Linked DNA regions of Homo sapiens: region 2 is linked to region 1. Evidence: read pairs that join two places in POLR2A ChIA-PET (ENCODE). Cell type or tissue: CD4-positive, alpha-beta T cell. All regions are shown on one strand. Links, peaks and the distances in the headings refer to the core of each region. The heading gives the core; the rest is flanking DNA.

Region 1 (10,927 bases), core at 3,136-5,635:
GGCTTACTGCAACCTCCGCCTCCCGGGTTCAAGTGATTCTTCTGCCTCAGCTTCCCGAGTAGCTGGGATTATAGGTGTGTGCCACCATGCCCAGCTAACTTTTGTAGTTTTAGTAGAGACAGGGTTTCACCATGTTGGCCAGGTTGGTCTTGAACTCCCGACCTCAGGTGATCCGCCTGCCTCAGCCTCCCAAAGTGCTCGGATTACAGGCACGAGCCACTGTACCCAGCCCTCTCATAGATTTCTTTTCATGTCCTTGTCTTTGTATTTAAAAAATATAGTTGATGTGCTGTATATAGAATTTCTGTCCTAACGAGATATTTGTATCTAATATCATAAGTAACATCAGAAATTTTATAAGTACATGTCACATAATGGCTAAATAGAAAATCTAAGGGAATTTTAAAATACCCTTTATAAGAGCCACGAAAGGAAAGAATAAAAGAGCTAGGAATAAACTTGATAAGAAATGTGAAAGATTGCTATGAAGAAAACTTCAAATACTAAGATAAAAGAATGACTTGAATATTTGAGATAGAAGAAATAGGAAAATATTGAAAAAGAAGATTAAATTGACAGGGGAGAGCTGAGTGAGGACTAGTCCTGCTAGATACAAGAGTAGACAGAGCGGTGGAACAGGATAGAGTCAAATATGCATGAGGAGAATTTAGTGTATTACAGAGGAGGCATTTCAAATAAGGTGTATTATTTGATACATGGTAGCAGTGGAACAGGATACAGTCAAATATGCATAAGGAGAATTTAGTGTATTATAGAGGAGGCATTTCAAATAAGGTGGATTATTTGATACATGGTGTTAGAGCAACTTGGTAGCCATATGGAATAGAAACTTAAGATTCCTACCTAGCTTCATAAATAAAAGTTAATGAATTCACAAGCGGTAAATTTAAACGGTGATAAGTTTCACTGTGAGTGAAGAGCTTCTGTATGGCAACAAAATATGAACACTAAGAATTAAAGTGGGGGAAAAGATTTCCCCTACTTATAAATGGCCAATTTCCTACATAAGTAAAAAGCCTCCGTAAATAAGTGAAAAACCCACAGGCAAAGTTGGCAAAATATATCAAGAGAGTATACAGAAAAAGAAATATACAGTGTAAAACCTTTTTTGAAATATTATAATTTCATTTATAATAAAAATTCAAATCAAAACTAAAGAAGTTAGTGTGTTTTTCACCTATTAGATTGGCAAAGATCAAGGAGTTGGATCATATACTACATTGTCATGGGCATGAGAAATCAAGTACTCTTGCACGGCATAAATGACGACAATCTCTTTGCAGGGGAGCCTGATGATAGCTATTAGATTGTAAATGTATATATTTATTATAATGTCACCTCTACAGATTTGTCCTAAGATACATTCATAAGATCACAAAGATGTATATATAGTCAATGCAGTAGTATAGTAGGAAAAAAAAAGGCAGTGTAAAGGTTCATTAATAGTAGACTATAAATAAAATTGTGGTACCTTTCTATAAAGAGGCAAACCCACACCAGTGTGGTACCATATGAGAAATCCATTGGATTTATTTTTGTTTTTTTAAGACGGAGTCTTGCCCTGTCATCAGGCTGGAGTGCAAAGGTGCGATCTTGGCTCACTGCAACCTCTGCCTCCCGGGTTGAAGGGATTCTTCTGCCTCAGTCTCCTGAGTAGCTGGGATTACAGGCATACACTACCACACCTGGCTAGTTTTTTTGTATTTTTGATAGACACAGGGTTTCGCCATGTTGGCCTGGCTGGTCTCAAACTCCTGACCTCAAATGATCTGCCCGCCTTGGCCTCCCAAAGTGCTGGGCTTACAGGCGTGAGCCACCGTGCCCAGCCCTATTGGATTTTTTTAAACAACAACAACAAAAAAAAACAAGGTGCAGAAGAGAATTTGTGGTACTGTTACAGTGTGTGTGTAAGTGTGTACGTTAGAACACCTCTGGAAGAATATGTAAAAAACTGGAAATAGCAGTTGCTTCTGGGTAGAGGAAACAAACAACAGGGATGGGAATGAGGGAGGCCTGTTTTTTTTTTTTTTTGAGACAGAGTCTCGCTTTGTCACCCAAGCTGGAGTGCGGTGGTGCGATCTTGGCTTACTGCAACCTCCATCTCCTAGGTTCAAGCGATTCTCCTGCCTCAGCCTGCCAAGTAGCTGGGACTACAGGTGCCTGCCACCACACCTGCCTAATTTTTGTATTTATAGTAGAGGCAGGATTTTGCCATTTTGGCCAGGCTGGTCTTAAACTCCTGACTGTAAGTGATCCGCCCACCTCTGCCTCCAGTAGTGCTGGGATTACAGGTGTGAGCCACCGCACCCGGCCTAGGGAGGCTTATTTTTCAACATAAACTCTGAACTTGTACTGTTAAAGTAATTGTTTTTAGTAATGTCTATTTAACTTACTCAATTAAAAATAATTTAGAGGTAAATTATGGCAAAATGTTCTTTAAAATAAGGTAACCATTATTTGAATCTTTTTAAAAGACATAATCCTCCAGATCATCTAATATTATTTAAAGTATTTACTTAATGTCCCATTACAGGATACTGCTTCATTTAACGATCCCTTAACTCTTAAGATTTTAGAACAAAGTGTTAGTTACTATTATCCTTAGCTATTCTGAATAAATCTTTTCATAACAGGTTTATTGAGATATAATTTATATACTATCCAGTTCACCCATTTAAAGTGGTTTTAGTATATGCTACAGAGTTGTGTGCCATCGCCATAATTTTAAAAACATTTTATAACCCCCCAGGAGATAACTTTTTAAATTCACCCCCTAATTCCTCCCAAGTCCCCCAGCCCCTAGGCAACTGCTCATCTGTTTTCTTTGTCAATGGATATACCTATTCTGGACATTTCATATGAAAGAATCAAACAAGGTTTTGGTACGGTGGCTCACGCCTGTAATCTCAGCGCTTTGGGAGGCCGAGGTGGGTGGATCACGAGGTCAGGAGTTGGAGGCCAGCCTGGCAATATGGTGAAACCCTGTTTCTACTAAAAATACAAAAATTAGCTGGGCGTGGTGGTGCGTTTCTGTAGTCCCAGCTATTTGGGAGACTGAGGCAGAAGAATCACTTGAACCTGGGAGGCGAAGGTTGCAGTGAGCCGAGATGGTGCCATTGCACTCCAGCCTAGGTGACAGAGTGAGACTCTGTCTCAAAACAAAAAGAATCAATATGTGATCTTTTATGACTGGCTTATTTTCATTCTTTTACAAGAAATTTCACTGTGCAAGTGATAGGAGAACAACCTTGGAAACAAGGTTCATCTATATTGTGGCATTTATCAGTACTTTATTTCCTTTTATGGCTGAATAATATTTTATTTATGGAAATATGGAAAAATATTTTTTTCTTCAGTTGATGGACATCTGGATTGTTTTCATTTTTTGGCTGTTACGAATAATGCTATAATGAACACTTGTGTACAAGTTTTTGTATGGATGTATGTTTTCATTTCTTTTGAGTATATACCCAGGATTAGAATTGCTGGGTCCTATGGTAACTCTATGTTTAATATTTTGAGGAACTGCCTGATTGTTTCCAAAGTTGCTGTACCATTTTACATTTCCATCAACAGTGTACGAAGGCTCCAATTTTTCTACATCCTCACCAACACTTGTTATTAATATTGGCTTTTTTTTTCCAAATAGAGTCTCACTTTGTTGCCTGGTGTGGAGTGCAGTGGCATGATGACAGCTCACTGTAGCCTTGACCTCTCAGGTTCAAGTGATCTTCCCACCTCAGCTCCCCTGAGTAGCTGGGATTACAGGCATGTGCTACCACACCTGGCTAATTTCTTAATTTTTTGTGGAGACAGAGTCTCACTATGTTGCCCAGGCTGGTCTTGAACTCCTTGCCTCAAGTAATCCTCCGCTCTCAGCCACACAAAGTGCTGGGATTACAGATATGAGCCAGTGTGCTCTGCTTTATCTGTCTTTTTATTATAGCTGTTCTAGTGAGGGTGAAGTGGTGTCTTACTGTGGTGTTGCTTTGTTTTGTTTTGTTTTGTTTGAGACAGGGTCTCACTCCTTTGCCCAGGCTGGAGTGCAGTGGTGTGATCTCAGCTCACTACAACCTCCGCCTCCCAGGCTCAGGCAGTCCTTCCACCTCAGCCTCCCAAGTAGCTGGGACTACAGGCGTGCGTCATGATGGCTGACTCATTTTGTATTTTTTGTAGAGACAGGGTTTTGCCATGTTGCCCCGCCTTCATGGTGGTTTTGATTTGCATTTCCATGATGCTGAATGATACTGAGTATTCTTTCATATGCTCATTTGTCTTTTTATATTTAATACAAACATTGTTGCCCGCCTTTCCTAAGATGTATGTGTGTTCGGTGTATCTGCATGTCTAGATTCACCATGAAAAGTTCATTTTAGGAGCCCATCTATTGTCAAATTGGACATTTTAGCCACGTAAGAAATGTGACCTTACAGAGCCCTGTTGAGTCACTGTTTATAGTGAGTTTTCTGATAATACCTTTGTTAAGTTCATGTTTTGTTTTTCTTACAGTATTTCACTGGCCTTGAATGTGGACATAAGTTTTGTATGCAGTGCTGGAGTGAATATTTAACTACCAAAATAATGGAAGAAGGCATGGGTCAGGTAAAGATATCAAGTTGTTTTTCAGTTTTTGTTGAATTTCCTATAGTGTTAAGACCCTTGCACAAATTTGCACAAATAAAAACAGGTGAAGCTTTATGTGTCATGATTCTAGATTCAAACAACTAAAGATAATAGGCTTTTTCCTAAAGTAATGTGGCATTCCAGTTAAAGAGCCACTCCAGGTAACGTTTTCTCAGCCGGCATCAATATTGGTATATGTTAACTTAAACTTGTTGCACGATTTTGTCAGATTATCTCGCTTTTGCCTTTAAAATTGTGTGTTTAAAAACCAATTAGTCAGGTTAGCAAGTCTAGTTACTTTATGGTGATAAACATACTCTCACACACATTTCCTTTAAGGAGAAAGGGAAGGATTGAGATCCTGTAAACATTAAGGTATTCCCAGAACCTAGCAAAGTGCCTGGCGATGGTAAGCATTCATTAAATATTTGTTGAATGAAGACAGTTTAAATTTCAATCTTTTTCAGACTATTTCGTGTCCTGCTCATGGTTGTGATATCTTAGTGGATGACAACACAGTTATGTAAGTATTTTTGATAGATTCTGCATGTGAATATTGGTTAGTTGGTTAAACCAAATTAATTTTTACTTAGTACCTCAAAGGAAGTGAAACTTTTTAAAGTCTGAAGAAACTTTTTAATCTGCGTTCCTTAGTAGTAGTACAAAAGCCCATTTGTAACTTGGTTAAATGCCTGATCACTATTCTTACAAACTTAGAAATGCATGGTAGCTAGATTTTGATAAACCTTGGGATTGGAGATTAGAATGTGTGTATGTGTTAGTTGAGGTGTTCTTGGAAGCAGATCCCAAGATAGAATAAAAGGTGAAACTGACTTATTGTGGAATAGCATCTGTGCAAGGTAAACAGCAGGAGCAGATAGACATTGATATAGGCCTGACATCTGTTAAAAGACAAAGAAGGAAGATTCAATAGGAAGAGACTTTATATGATACAGCTATGAGAGTCTTTGGCAGCCCTGATGGGGGAACTTCAGTGCATAGATTGCCCATAGAGGAATACCTCAATAAGTAGAAAGAGCTGGGCCCAGTACACTTGATATGCTCAGTTGTTGGCTGGGACTACCCAGGGAGTCATGGTCTTTGCTGAAACACTGCTGCTGATTTCAGATACACTACAGCTGGATGCTTTCAGCTAACAGCTCTTCTTGTGAAAGGTTCTTTCTTTTTTTTCTTTTAACTTTTAGGTTCAGGTATACATGTGCAGGTTTGTTACATGGGTAAATTCCTTGTCCGTGAGGTTTGGTGTACAAATGATCCCATCACCCAGGTAGTGAGAACAATACCTGATAGTTTTTCAACTCTTGCCGTCCCACCCTACCCACTCTAGTAGTCCCCAGTCTAAATAGTCTTTTATTCTCATCTTCATGTGTACTCACTATTTAGCTCTCACTTATAAATGAGAACATGTGGTATTGAGTATTTCTGTGTTAATTCATTTAGGATGATGACCTCTAGCTGCATTTGTATTGCTGCAAAGGACATGATTGTGCTCACTTTTTTTTATGACTGCATAGTGTTTCATGGTGTCCATGTGCCACATTTTGTTTATCCAGTCCACTGTTGATGGGCATCTAGGTTGATTTCGTGTGTTTGCTATTGTGAATAATGCCACAGTGAACATACTAGTGAATGTGTCTTTTTGGTAGAATGATTTATTTTCCCTGTGATCTCACCAACATCTGTTATTTTTTTACTTTTTAAAATTATTTTTTGTTTAATTTTTTTTTACTTTTTAATAATATTCCTTATGACTGGTGTGAGATGATGTGGTACATCATTACGGTTTTGATTTGCATTTCTCTAGTGATTAGTGGTGTTGAGCATTTTTTTGTACCTGTTGGCTGCGTATATGTCTTCTTGAGAAATGTCTTTTCATGTACTTTGCCCTTTTTCTTTCTTTTTTTTAAGTGAAAGCAAGTTTATTAGAGAAGTAAAGAAACAAAAGAATGGCTACTTCGTTGACAAAGCAGCCTGCTCATTTTTAAATGGGGTTATTTGTTTTTTGCTTGTTTGATTAAGTTCCTTATAGATTCTGGATATGAGGCTTTTGTTGGGTGTATAATTTTTAAATATTTTCTCTCATTCTGTAGGTTGTCTGTTTACTCTGTTAATAGTTTCTTCAGCTGTACAGAAGCTCATTAGTTTAATTAAGTCCCACTTGTCAATTTTTGCTTTTGTTGCAGTTGCGTTTGGGGACTTAGTCATAAATTCTTTGCCAAGGCTGATGTCTAGAATGGTATTTCCTGGATTTTCTTTTAAGATTTTTATAGATTGAGCTCTTACATTAAAGTATTTAATCCTTTAGTTAATTTTTGTATATGGTGAAAGATATAGGGGTCAAGTTTCATTCTTCTGCATGTGGCTAGCTAGTTATCCCAACAACCATTTATGTGTGTGTGGCTATTATCGATAGGATTGCATTATTAATTTGGCGCTTACCTTGAATGTTATTGGTATATATTAAATGCTACTGAATTTTGTACATTGATTTTGTATCCTGAAATTTTACTGACTTTGTCAGCTCTAGGAGCCTTTTGGCAGAGTCTTTAGGGTTATTTCTAGGTATAGAATCATCATCAGTGAAGATTGATAGTTTGACTTCTTTTCTTATTTAGATACATTTTATTTCTTTCTCTTGCCTGATTGCTCTGGCCAGGACTTCCAGTACTATGTTGAATAGGAGTGGTGAGTGTGGGCATCCTTTTCCTAAGTGGAATGCTTCCAGCCTTTGCCTGTTCAGTATGATGTTGGCTATGGGTTTGTCATATCATAGATGGCTCTTAATGTTTTGAGGTATGTTCCTTCAAAGCCTAGTTTGTTGATAGTTTTTATCATGAAGAGATGTTGGACTTTATTGAAAGCTTTTTCTGTGTCATTTGAGATGATCGTATGGTTTTTAATTCTGTTTATGTGGTGAATTACATTTATTGGTTTGCCCAGGCTGGAGTACAAGTGGCACCATATCGGCTCACTGCAACCTCTGCCTCCCGGGTTCAAGCAATTCTCCTGCCTCAGCCTCCTGAGTAGCTGAGATTACAGGTGTACACCATCACGTCCGGATAAGTTTTGTATTTTTAGTAGAGACAGAGTTTCGTCATGTTGGCCAGGCTGTTCTCGAACTCCTGACCTCAGGCGATCTGCCCGCCTTGGCCTTCCAAAGTGCTAGGATTACAGGCGTGAGCCACCAAGCCTGGCCAATAACTATTTTCAATTTGTGATGGTAACAAATCTTTGTCAAGAGAATTGTCTTATTAATGACCAGAGTGACACTTGCTGCCACCTTCTTGAGAATGCCTATTCTTGAAGATGGATGCTCACTTTCTTTTACTTCCTTATCAATATCAGATAAACTAAGGGTGGAACCTTGTCCTAATAACTGTTGGCTGATGTTTGCTCTCACGTCCTGGTGGTCCATGCCAGGTTTAGATAGCTTTTTAGGCTAAGGCCAGCTATCAGAAATCATTAGGGTTTGTCATACCAGAAAAGCATTATGGGTAATACATGTGTAAATAAGATGTGTGTGTTTGGCAATCAAGGCATCTGACTTTTGGCCTGATACATTCCTTATTATTATTTATTGATATAAAATCTGTAATATAAAACTCATTTTAATTACAGTTATCCTTAGTATACTGGGGATTGGTTCTAGGACCCACGTCCTCCACCCTGAATATACCAAAATCTGCGCATGCTCATGTCAGCCCAGCAGAACCCATGTATACAAAAATTTGACCGTCCATATATGCAGGTTTCACATCCCACAAATAACTATTTTTGATCCCTGTTTGGTTGAAAAATATTCATAAATAAGTGGACCCATGCAGTTCAAACCTGTGTTGTTTAAGAAGCAATGGGGTTTTTTTTGTTTTTTGTTTTTTTAAGATGGAATCTCTCTCTGTTGCCCAGAGTGGAGTGCAGTAGTGGCATGATCTCGGCTCACTGCAACCTCTACCTCCTAGGTTCAAGTGATTCTCCTGCCTCAGCCTCCTGAGTAGCTGGGATTACAGGTGCCTGCCACCATGCTCGGCTAATTTTTTTGTATTTTTAGTAGAGACGAGGTTTCACCATGTTGGCCAGGCTGGTTTTGAACTCCTGACCCCAAGTGATCACCCACCTCTGCCTCCCAAAGTGCTAAGATTACGGGCGTGAGCAACCGCACATGGCCAGCAACTGTATTTTTAAGTATATTATCCAGTGGCTTTTAGTATATACATAATATTATTCTACAAACATCACCTAATTGCAGACTATTTTAATCACCTTATATCCGTTAAGCAGTCATTCGCTATTCCTTTCTCCCCCTAGACCCTAGCAACCACTCATCTGCTTTCTGTCTTTGTGGATTAGCCTATTCTAGACATTTCATATAAAGGGAATCATGTAATATGTTGCCTTTTGTGATTGGCTTCTTTAATGTTTTCAAGATTCATCCATGTTGTATCATGAATCATCACTTTACTCCTTTTCATTGCTGAATAATGGTTCCATTATATGGACATTTCCATTTTTTACGGAAATGTCTTATGTGAACATATGAACATTTGTGTACAAGTTTTTCATTGAACATCTGTTTTTAATTCTCTTAAGTATATATATTTCAAAGGAGAATTCCTGGGTCTTGTGGTAATGCTATGTTTAACTTTTTGAGGAACCATCAAATACACAAATTATTTTTAGACCGCAGGTTCCACTTCTGTGAAATATGGAGATTTACTCATTTAAAAAATATTAATTGAACACTTTCTACAGGCGTACTGGACACCTGGGGATCCTTTCATGGGGTTGGGAGGAGAAAGACAGATATTAAACAAATGATTATACAGATAACTGTCTAATTAAAATTATGATAATTTCTATAAAGTAGATGTTTAAGGTGCCATGAGAACTGAGAGGGTATCTATATCCAAACGAGTGTGGAAACTCAGGAAAGGCTTCCTTGAGTAATACTTTATTGTAACTGAGTGAAGTAATACAGTAATAGCGTCTAATATTTATTGAGTGCTTACTATCTGCCAGGCACTATTCTAGTCTCACAACCATGTTTCTGATATCTATTTTACAGATTAGTAACTGAGAAATGGAGAGTTCAAAGAATTTACCTTCAATTCATAGCTAGTGAGTTGTGAGGCTGGCATTCAAACCTAGGCTGTCCCACCTTAGAGCTCCATTACAATATTCTTGTCTTTCCAAGGGAGGCAGCCTTATGCACAGCCTCTGAGGAAGGGTGGTACTTACTGTTTTGAGGAAATACAAGAATACGAATGTGATAGGAGTGCACTGAAAGTGCCACAGGACAGGGTGGGATCTTGTGGAAGGAGAGAGGCCTATGAAGCTCAAGAGTCAAATGAGGCCAGATTGGTTCATTTAAAAGATTTTAATGGGGTTGAACTACATGCATGTTCTTCATGTCTTTCTCAGTGGGAATACACTCAGAGGAGTATTTACCATAGAACTAATGAAACTTAAACTTCAGGATTCCTCACTACGTGGGATCCTGTGAATTCTGGAAATTCTTGTGAGTTATAGTGTTCAGAAGAGGCCAGGATGCAGTCAGTGAGCATTTCTGGTTAATTTCTAAGAGCTCTCAGAAGAAGAAGGCTCTTAAAATTGTATCAGCTTTAGGTATCACAAAACCTGGATCCATTTCTTAACATTTCTGGCAACAATATCTGTCTCATTTCGCATACTGATTTGGGTGGGGTGTCTGAAGGAAGGTGGCTGAGAATTGCTGTCTTAAGGCATGATATGATATCAGAGTCAAAAGACCCTGAAATGCGCTTATACTTGGCACTAGTTGGTAAGTCATTAGGCTGTAATAAAAACTGGGTAAAAGTAGACTATTTAAAAAATAAGAACCATGGAAAAAAAGTCTATGAAAATAAAACTATACAAACTTTGAAATTATTGTTCTGATCAGTACAGTTATATTTGTTGATAGCCTATGTGCATTTCAGTATTTACAGCTTAGGGCATAAACATGTAGCCGTAGCATAAACAGCTTTTGAAACTATGTTTTATAAATGTGGAAAATACTCTTGACTGGAAACTTTCTAATCTATTTTTATTCTTGGTTTCAGGCGCCTGATCACAGATTCAAAAGTTAAATTAAAGTATCAGCATTTAATAACAAATAGCTTTGTAGAGGTAAGTGATTTGTTTTCCTTCTTGTAAGAAGGAATTCTGTTTATTAATAGAAATACTATTTTAAAAATTATAATTTATTGACAGTAAAAAACATCTTTAACATATTTATGAAGCATGC
Region 2 (10,927 bases), core at 4,185-6,684, 120 kb before region 1:
CCCTTCTTTCAATTATTTTGGGTATATACTCAGAAGTGGAATTGCTGGATCATATGGTAATTCTATTTTTAATTTTTTGAGTAACTTCCATACTGATTTAAACAGTGGCTACACCATTTTACATTCCATCAACAGTGTACAAGAGTTCCAATTTCTCCACATCCTTGCCAACATTTTAATATAATAACCGTCATAATGAATATGAAGTTGTATCTTACTGTAGTTTTGATTTGCATTTCCCTAATGACTGAGATGTTGTGCATCTTTTTATGTGCTTGTCAGTCATTTACATATCTTCTTCAGAGGAATGTATACTCAAGTCTTTTGCCCACTTTTGAATTGGGTTGTTAGGATTTCTGATGTTGAGTTCTGTATTGTTTTATTATCTCAAAAGTTTAAATAAGATGGTCTGCTGCTATACTTGTTCTTGCTGTCCACTGTATTAGCACTTTCCCTGATGTGCTTTGGAAGTTGATCCATGAATTTCTTAAACTTTTTGCTGGAATTCCTTTAAAGGGGTCTGATTAGATGGTGAAAAGTAGACTGAGACAACCTTCAAGTGACCATGTCATTGTTTTCTTGCTATGTCTTTGGCTTGATGATTAAGATACAATTCTTTTTAAAACCAAATGGCATTTGTTATTATGTTTCCCAAATTAGGAATCTATTTTAGTTAATATTTTAAAGAAACACAAAGGCATAACAAATACTATCATTGTTTTTACTCCAGAGTGTTAATGAATGTAAAGAGGTTAGAGAGATGTAGTGTTTAATTAATGATGCTTATTTTAACTATATTTAACATGAGTGATTTTTCATTGTCTTTAAAGAGGAATAATGCTTATTGATTAAAGGTGAGAAATTATGGTTAAGACACTGATTCTGTGTCAAGGTCTTTGACTACATTATGCATTGTGCAAATAATTTCATTTTTCATGAATGCCTTAGTTTTCCTACTATAAAATAAAGACAATGATGAATAAAAAAGAAGAAGAAGTTTCTCTACAGATTCTGGATATTAACCCTTTATCAGATATATGACTTGCAAATATAGTCTCCCATTCTGTGGATTGCCCTTTTACTCTATTTATATTGTCATTTGAGGCAGAAAAATTTTAAATTTTCATCAAGTCCAAATTGTCTATTTTTTTATTTTTCTTCCTCTTGTTCTTTGTCTTTTTTTTTATGAGTCAGGGTCTCACTATTTTTCCCAGGCAAGTCTCGAATTCCTGGGCTCAACTGATCCACCTGCCTCGGCCTGTCAAAGTGTTAGGATTACAGGCATGAGCTACTGTGTTCAGCCTCCACTTTTTTGTTGTTGTGTCCTGTGTTTTTGGTGTCATGTCCAAGAAATCCTTGCCAAATCCAACGTTGTGGAACATGTTCCTTACATTTTTCTTCTAAAAAATATTTTATAGTTTTAGGTATTTAATCCATGTTGAGTTAATTTTTGTATACAGTGTTAGATAAGGATCCAACTCCATTCTTTTGCAAGTGGATGTCGAGTTTTTCTAGCACCATTTGTTGAAAAGACCATATATATGAGGGTTTATTTCTGAGCTCTCTATTTTATTTCATGGGCTACATGTCTGTCTTTACGCCAGTAAGTTTTGAAATCAGGACTCGTGAGTCCTCCAGCTTTGTCTGTCTTTTTCAAGATTGTTTTCGCTATTTAAAGTTCCTTGAGATTCCATATGAATTTTAGAATGGGTTTTTCTATTTCTCAAAAAATGTCATTGGGATTTTGATAGGGATTGCATTGAATCTATAGATCACTCTGGACAGTATTGATCTTAACAATATTACATCTTCCAGTCCATGAGCATTTATTTATATCTTCTTTAACTTATTTGAGTAAATTTTGCAGTTTTCATTATACAAATCATTTACCTCCTTGGGTAAGTTATTTCCTAAGTATTTTATTCTTTTTGATGCTATTGTAAATGGAATTGTATTTATAATTTCCTTCTTAGATTCTCCTTCTCCTTCTTCTTCTTCTTTTGAGACAGGGCCTTGGCTCTGTAGCCCAGGCCGGAGAGCTGTGGCATGACCACGGCTCACTGCAGCCACCACCTCCCAGGCTCAAGCAATCCTAACACCTCGGCCTCAAGAGTAGCTGGGACTACAGGCACGCAGTATTTAGCCTAATTTTTTCAATTTTTTTGTAGAGACAGTGTCTCACTAAGTTGCCCAGGCTGGTCTCAAACTCCTGAGCTCAATGACCTTCCACCTCAGCCTCCCAAAGTGATGGGATTACAGGTGTAAGCCACCACACCCAGCTTCCTCATTGTTAATGTATAGAAAGGCACCTGATTTTTTGTGCTGACTTTGTATCCTGCTACTTTGCTGAATTCATTTATTAGCTCTAACAGTTGTGTGTGTAATCCTTAGGGTTTTCTACATATAAAATCATTCATCTGCAAACACAGATAATTTAACTTCTTGCTTTCTGATTTGGAAGCCTTTTATTTCTTTTTCTTGCCTAATTGCTCCAGCTAGAACTTAGTACTATGTTGATAGACGTGGCAAAAGTGGGTAAACTTGTCTTGTACCTGGTCTTGGAGGAAAAGCTTTCAGTTTTTCACCACTGAGTATGGTGTTTGCTGTGGGTTTTTCACACATAGCTTTTATTATGTTGAGGTAATTTCCTTCTATTTCTAGTTTGTTGAGTGTTTTTATCATGAAAGGGTGTTGGAGTTTGTCAAATGCTTTTTCTACATCAGTCAAGATGATCATGTGCTTTTTCCATTCATTCTGTTAATGTGGTGTATTCCATTGATTGATTTTCATATATGGAACCATTGTTGCATTCCAGAAAAAAAAAAACCACATGGCCATGGTGCATATTCCTTTTTTATACGTTACTAAATTCGGTTTGCTGGTATTTTGTTGAGGATTTTATATCAATGCTGATATGGTTCGGATGTGTGTCCTCCTTCAAGTCTCATGCTGAAATGTGATCCCCAATGTTGCAGGTGGGGCCAAGCACTATTCCCTTGGTGATGAGTGAGTTCTCACTCAGTTAGTTTACATGAGAGCTGGTTGTTTATTTTTTTGTTTATTTAATTTTTTTACTCAGATCATTTCTTCTCCAGAATTTTTCATTTGGTCGTTTAAAGAATCCTGGCTCCTCCTCCTCTCTCACTCCCTCTCTCACCATGTGATACACCAGCTCCCGCTTTGCCTTCCTAAGGCCTCACCATAGACAGATATGGCACTATGCTTCTTGTACAGCCTGCAGAACCATAAGCCAAAATAAACCTCTTTCTTTATAAATTGCCTAGTCTCAGGTATTCCTTTACTGCAACACAAAACAGACTGACACAAATGTTCATAATACTTTAATCTCTGAAAGTTATAATGAGTTATAACACTCTAATTTGAACTATACCAGCTTAACTTCAATAACATGCAAAAATTCTACTCCTTTACAGCTCTGTCTCCACCCTTTGGTTGATGATGTCACAAAATTATATTTTACAGATTGTGTGCCCCAAAATATAAACTAACAAGTCTTTTTTTTTTTTTTTAATGGAGTCTCACTCTGTCGCCCAGGCTGGAGTGCAGTGGTGCAATCTCAGCTCACTGCAACCTCTGCCTCCTGGGTTCAAGTGATTCTCCCACCTCAGCCTCCCAAGTAGCTGGGATTACAGGTGCCCACTACCGCGCCTGCCTAATTTTTGTATTTTTAGTAGAGATGGGGTTTCACCACATTGGCCAAGTTGGTCTCAAACTCCTGATCTTAAGTGATTTTCCCACCATGGCTTCCCAAAGTGCTGGGATTACAGGCATGAGCCGCCATGCCTGACCATAAATGAATAATTCTTTTAAATGCACTACTCTCTTAAATTGTGTAGAAAACACAATATGGGGTTGTAAACCAAAGTTACAATAATACTAAAAAGTGTTAGTCTTTTAAAGCATGTAGAAAACAAAAAGTGAAGTTACAAACCATTGTTATAATAATACTAGCTTTTATAATTGCCATAAATTTACCTTTATTTAGATCTGTATTTGTTCATATGGCTTTGAGTTACTGTTGAGTGTCCGATCATTTCATCCTGCAGGACTCCCTTGAGTGTGTTTTTCTTATTTTGTCTCACTAGTGATACTTTGAGCATTTCTTGCAGGGCAAGTCCAGTGGTAACAGGCTCCCTCAGTTTTTATTTACCTGGAAAGGTCTTAATTTCTGCCTCACTTTTGAAGGACAGTTTTGCTGAATATAAGATTCTTGGTTGACAGACTTTCCCCTGCCTGCCTTTTAGCACTTTGAATATAATGGCCCACAGCCTTCTGACCTTCAAAGGTCCTGATGAGAAACCTTCTAATAATCTTATTGAGGATCCCTTATATGTGATAAGTCACTTTTCTCTTGCTTCTTTAAATATTCTCTCATTGTTTTTGGTTTCCAAAAGTTTAATTACAATGTGTCTCAGTGTGGATCTCTGAGTTCATCTTACTTAGAGTTTTTTGAGCTTCTTGGATGTTTATACTCATGTCTTTCATTTAATTTGGGAAGTTTTCAGTCATTATTTCTTCAAATATTCTCTCTGCCCCAACTCTCTCTCTCTCCTCTTTCTGAAATTACCATAATACACACTTTTGTCCACTTGATTGTGTCCCACAGGTCCCTTTGGCTCACTTTTCTTCAATCTTTATTCTTTCTGTTCCTCAGACTCAATACTTTCCATTGTCCTTCTTCACATTCACTGATTCTTTCTTCTGCCTACACAAACCTGCCTTTTCTTTCTTTCTTTTTTTTTTTTTTTTTGAGACAGGATCTTGTTCTGTCCTCTTAGTAAAATTTTTATTTCAGTTATTGTACTTTCAACTTTAGAATTTCTTTTTGGGCCGGGTGCGGTGGTTCACGCCTGTAATCCCAGCACTTTGGGAGGCCAAGGCGGGCGAATCACAAGGTCAGGAGATTGAGACCATCCTGGCTAACATGGTGAAACCCGGTCTCTACTAAAAAAAAAATACAAAAAATTAGCCAGGCATGGTGGTGGGTGCCTGTAGTCCCAGCTACTCGGGAGGCTGAGGCAGCAGAATGGCATGAACCCGGGAGGCAGAGCTTGCAGTGAGCCGAGATTGTGCCACTGCACTCCAGCCTGGGCAACAGAGCGAGACTCCGTCTCAAAAAAAAAAAAAAACCAAAAAACGGCTGGGCGCGGCGGCTCACACCTGTAATCCCAGCACTTTGGGAGGCTGAGGCAGGCGGATCACGAGGTCAGGAGATCAAGATCATCCTGGCTAACAAGGTGAAACCCCATCTCTACTAAAAATACAAAAAATTAGCTGGGCGTGGTGGCGGGCACCTGTAGTCCCAGCTACTCGGGAGGCTGAGGCAGGAGAATGGCGTGAACCTGGGAGGCGGAGCTTGCAGTGAACCGAGTTCACGCCACTGCACTCCAGCCTGGGCGACAGAGCGAGACTCCATCTCAAAAAAAAAAAAAAAGAATTCCTTTTTGGTTTCTTTTTAGGTTTGCTGTTTTTAGATTAATATTTCCATTTTATTTATACATTATTTTCTTGATTTTTTTTCCCCACATCTTCCTTTAGTGATTTGAGCATCTTTAAGACAGTTGTTTTAGAAGAATCATTTGAACCCGGAAGGCAGAGGTTGCGGGGAGCTGAGATCACATCACTGCACTCCAGCCTGGGTGACTGAGAAACACTATCTCAAAAAAAAAAAAAAAGTTGTTTTATTTATTTATTTATTTATTTATTTATTTTTGAGATGGAGTTTTGCTCTTGTTGCCCAGGCTGGAGTGCAATGGTAGGATCTCAGCTCACCGCAACCTCCACCTTCCAGGTTCAAGGGATTCTCCTGCCTCAACCTTCTTAGTAGCTGGAATTACAGGCATGTGCCACCACGCCTGGCAAATTTTTTGTATTTTTAATAGAGATGGGGTTTCTCCACGTTGGTCAGGCTGCTCTAGAACTCCCAACCTCAGGTGATCCGCCTGCCTCGGCCTCCCAAAGTGCTGGGATTACAGGTGTGAGAAAAGACAGTTGTTTTAAAGTCTTTGTTTGGTATGTTTGCTATCAGGTCTTTTTCAGGCACAATTTCTGTTGCTTTATTATTATTATTTTTTGAATAGGCCAAACTTTTCTGTTTCTTTGTATAACTTATTTTTTTTTTGTTGAAAACTGGACAGTTGGATCTAATAATGTGGTTAACTCTGGAAAGAAGATGCTCTCCCTTTCCTACAATAGCAGGTAACCATCCTCCACCCCTGAGCCACTTGGCAGGCAGTTTGTGCATGTGTTCCTAGAGCACCTTGCAAACATCATGCGGGAGCCCAGGTGGGGAAAAAGGTCCCTGTCCTTCAAATATTAGGCATCTAAGCCATGATTGCTGATTACCGCTTCTGATCATAGAGGTGCAGACAAAGAGGTTGGCTGCCAAGGTTTGCTATTTTTATTACTGTTTATTTTTATTTGGGTAGGCAGTCTCTGTGCCAAGAATCATCTGAGATGTGAATTTTTTTAGTTTTTTTTTTTTTTTGAGACAGAGTCTCACTCTGTTGCCTAGGTTGGAGTGCAGTGGCGCGATCTTGGCTCACTGCAACCTCCATCTCCTGGGTTCAAGTGATTCTCCTGCCTCAGCCTCCCAAGTAGCTGGGACTACAGGCACATGCCACCATGCCTGGCTAATTTTTTGTATTTTTTGTAGAGATGGGGTTTCACCATGTTAGTCAGGATGGTCTCGATCTCCTGACCTCGTGATCTGCCTGCCTTAGCCTCCCAAAGTGCTGGGATTACAGGCGTGAGCCACCAGGCCTGGCAAATTTTTTTAACTTTTAAGTTCAGGGGTACATGTACAGGTTTGTTATACAGCTAAACTTGTGTCATGAAGGTTTGTTGTACAGATCATTTCATCACCCAGGTGTTAAGCCTAGTATCCATTAGTTATTTGTCCTAATCCTCTCCCTCCTCCCACCCTCCACCGTCTGGTAGGCCCCAGTGTCTGTTCCCCTCTATGGGTCCATGTGTTCTCATCACTTAGCTCCCATTTATAAGTGAGAACATGTGGTATTTGGTTTTCTGTTCCTGTGTTTGCTAAGGATAATGGCCTCTAGCTTCATCCATGTTCCTGCAAAGGACCTGATCTTGTCCTTTTTTATGGCTGCACAGTATTCCATGGTGTATATGTACCATCTTTTCTTTATCAGTCTACCTTTGATGGACATTTATGTTGATTCCGTGTCTTTGCTACTGTGAATAGTGTTGCAATGAACATATGCATGCGTCTTTTTTTTTTTTTTTTTGAGATGGAGTTTCACTCTTGTTGCCCAGGCTGGAGTGCAGTGCCGCGAACTCAGCTCACTGCAACCTCCGCCTCCCGGGTTCAACGATTCTCATGCCTCAGCCTCCCGAGTAGCTGGGATTATAGGCACCGGCCACCATACCCAGCTAATTTTTTGTACTTTTAGTAGAGATGGGGTTTCGCCATGTTGGCCAGGCAGGTCTTGAACTCCTGACCTCAGATGATCTGCCTGCCTCGGCCTCCCAAAGTGCTGGGATTACAGGCGTGAGTCAACACACCCGGCCTGCATGTGTCTTTATGATAGAACAATTTCTATTCATTTGGGCCTATATCTAATAATGGGATTGCTGGGCCAAATGGTAGTTCTGTTTTTAGGTCTTTGAGGAACCACCACACTGCTTTCCACAATGGGTGAACTAATTTACACTCCCATCAACAACATATACATGTTCCTTTTTCTCTGCAACTTTGCCAGCATCTGTTATTTTTTGACTTTTTAATAATAGCCATTCTGACTGGTGTGAGATGGTATCTCATTGTGGTTTTGATTTGCATTTCTCTAGTGGTCAGTGGTGTTGAGTTTTTTCTCATATGCTTATTGGCCACATGTATGTCTTCTTTTGAAAAATGTCTATTTATGTCCTTTGCCCACTTTTTAATCGTTTTTTTTCCTTGCAAATTTGTTTAGGTTCCTTATATATGCTGGAAATCAGGCTTTTTTCCAGATGGATAGTTTGGAAAATTTTCTCCCATTTTGTAGGTTGCCTGTTTACTCTGTTGACAGTTTATTTTGCTGTGCAGAAGCTCTTTCATTTAATTAGATCCTATTTGTCAAATTTTGCTTTTGTTGCAATTGCTTTTGGTGTCTTTGTCATGAAATCTTTTCCCGTTCCTGTGTACAGAATGGTAATTGCCTAGGTTGTCTTCCAGAGTTTTTATAGTTTTGGGTTTTATGTTTAAGAATTTAATCCACCTTGAGTTGATTTTTGTATACGATGTAAGGAAGGGGTCCAGTTTCAATCTCTGCATATGGCGAGCCAGTTATCCCAGCACCATTTATTGAATAGGGAGTTCTTTCCCCATTGCTTGTTTTTGCCAGCTTTGTCAAAGATCAGATGGTTGCAGGTGTGCCACCTTATTTCTGGGCTCTCTATTCTGTTCCATTGGTCTATGTGTCTGTTTTTGTACCAGTTGATGTAGAAACTTAAGGTCCTCTCAGATCTTTTCTGAGTTTTTCCCTGTGCATTCATGGTCACTTTCTGCTTTTCCCCATATATATAGTTATGTTTCAATGTCTTAGTCTTTCAAGTCTGGATCCCAAAAGAAGAAAAAAGAGAAAAATGAAGGGGAGAAAGAAAGGGCATCAACCACTTAAATGCCAGTCCTTTCAATCCCTTGGAAGTCACTTCAGCTGGAGTGGGAGGGGCTTGCAACAATTGGGGAAGATGCAACAACAATGGCAGCCAACCTCTTTGTCTGCACCTCTATGATCAGAAGCAGTAATCAGCAATCATGGCTTAGATGCCTAATATTTGAAGGACAGGGACCTTTTTCCCCACCTGGGCTCCCACAAGATGTTTGCAAGGTGTTCTAGGAACACATGCACAAACTGCCTGCCAAGTGGCTCAGGGGTGGAGGATGGTTACCTGCTATTGTATTCAGGAGCTGAATTTGACCAAATTTATACTCACTTTAGCATCCAAGCCTTCTCCTGGATGGTGCAAGCCTTCAGTAGACTCTAGAATTTCAAAATAGTTTCATCAGACAAATTCTGCCAGTGCAATTGTTGTTAGGTTGGGAGACAGATTCCTGGTGCCTTCTATTCTGTCATCTTCCCAGAATCCTGTATCAAGTAGCTGGGATTTTAACTGGGAATGTATTGAATCTATAAAGTCAGGAAGAATTGACATCTTAATAATATTAAGTCTTCCTCAGTATGGCGATTCCTCAAGGTTCTAGAACTAGAAATACCATTTGACCCAGCCATCCCATTACTGGGTATATACCCAAAGGATTATAAATCATGCTGCTATAAAGACACATGCACACGTATGTTTATTACGGCACTATTCACAATAGCAAAGACTTGGAACCAACCCAAATGTCCATCAATGATAGACTGGATTAAGAAAATGTGGCACATATATACCATGGAATACTATGCAGCCATAAAAAATGATGAGTTCATGTTCTTTGTAGGGACATGGATGAAGCTGGAAACCATCATTCTCAGCAAACTATTACAAGGACAGAAAACCAAACACCGCATGTTCTCACTCATAGGTGGGAATTGAACAATGAGAACACTTGGACACAAGAAGGGGAACATCACACACGGGGCGTGTCATGGGGTGGGGGAGGGGGGAGGGATAGCATTAGGAGATATACCTAATGTAAATGATGAGTTAATGGGTGCAGCACACCAACATGGCACGTGTATACCTATGTAACAATCTGCATGTTGTGCACATGTACCCTAGAACTTAAAGTATAATAAAAAATAATATAAGTCTTCCTATTCATGAACAATAAATAGCTCTTGATTTATTTCTTTGATTTCTTCCATCAGAGTTTTGTATTTTCCCTCATATAGATTATATGCATATTTTATTAGATTTATATCTAAGTATTTCATTTTTGGTGGTGCTAACGTAAATGGTACGATGCTTTTAATTTCACATTCTACTAGTTTACTGCCGGTATATTTAGCTGGTATATAGGATAGTGATTGAAATTTTTATATTGACTTTGTATCCTGCAATCTTGCTATAATTGTTTATTAGTTCCAGAAGGTTTTTTTGTAAATTCATTTGGATTTTTACATAGAAAATCATGTCTTCTGTGAACAAAGACAGTTTTTATTTCTTCTGTCCAAATCTATATAACTTATTTCCTTTTCTTTTCTTATTTCATTAGCTAAGAGTTCTAGTACAACATTGAAAAGGAGTGGTGAAAGGGAACATTCTGGCCTCGTACCTGATCTTAGCAAGAAAGCTTCCAGTTTCTTACCTTAAGTATGTTGTTAGCTTCAGGCTTTCTGTAGATGTTCTTTATCAAGTTGAAGACATTCTCCTCTATTCCTACTTCAATGAAAGTTTTTTTTTTTTTTGAGATGGGGCCTCACCGTGAACCCGGGAGGCGGAGCTTGCAGTGAGCCGAGATCCCGCCACTGCACTCCAGCCTGGGCGACAGAGCGAGATTCCGGCTCAAAAAAAAAAAAAAAAAAAAAAAAAAAAGAGATGGGGCCTCACTTTATTGCTCAGGCTGGAATTCAGTGGCGTGATCATGGTTCACTGCAGCCTCGACCTCCTGGGCTCAGGTGATACCTCCTGAGGAGCTGGGACTATAGGTGCATGCCACCACACCCAGATAATTTTTGGATTTTTTGTAGACAATTTTCGCCGGGTGCAGTGGCTCACGCCTGTAATCCCAGCACTTTGGGAGGCTGAGGTGGGTGGATCACCTGAGGTCAGGAGTTTGAGACCAGCCTGGCCAACATGGCGAAACCCCATCCCTACTAAAAATACACAAAATTAGCTGGGCATGGTGGTGGATGCCTGTAGTCCCAGCTACTCAGGAGGCTGAGTCAAGAGAATGGTGTGAACCCGGGAGGTGGAGCTTGCAGTGAGCCGATATCGCGCCACTGCACTCCAGCCT

Evidence for each region. ChIA-PET counts read pairs that join two places held together with the same protein. Peaks named below come from ENCODE experiments on the same cell type or tissue, not always from the same donor. Only the 100,000 strongest peaks of a DNase experiment are listed, where the experiment ranks them.
Region 2: POLR2A ChIA-PET joins it to region 1 with 5 read pairs; 3 of 35 experiments call an interaction of 5 or more read pairs at or near these places.

What each region holds. Positions count from the first base shown.
Region 1 is chr15:72,550,741-72,561,667 of GRCh38, forward strand. ARIH1 (ariadne RBR E3 ubiquitin protein ligase 1) reads left to right here. Exons shown (of 14, transcript NM_005744.5): 4 at 4,531-4,623; 5 at 5,112-5,167; 6 at 10,743-10,809. Among named protein-coding and RNA genes, the nearest start is that of MIR630, 31 kb to the right of the region's middle. In CD4-positive, alpha-beta T cell, for the core only: no CTCF peak of the experiment used is centred there; a DNase peak (open chromatin) is centred at 4,181.
Region 2 is chr15:72,433,604-72,444,530 of GRCh38, forward strand. The region is part of intron 1 of TMEM202-AS1 (TMEM202 antisense RNA 1); the gene reads right to left. Among named protein-coding and RNA genes, the nearest start is that of TMEM202-AS1, 35 kb to the right of the region's middle. In CD4-positive, alpha-beta T cell, for the core only: no CTCF peak of the experiment used is centred there; no DNase peak of the experiment used is centred there.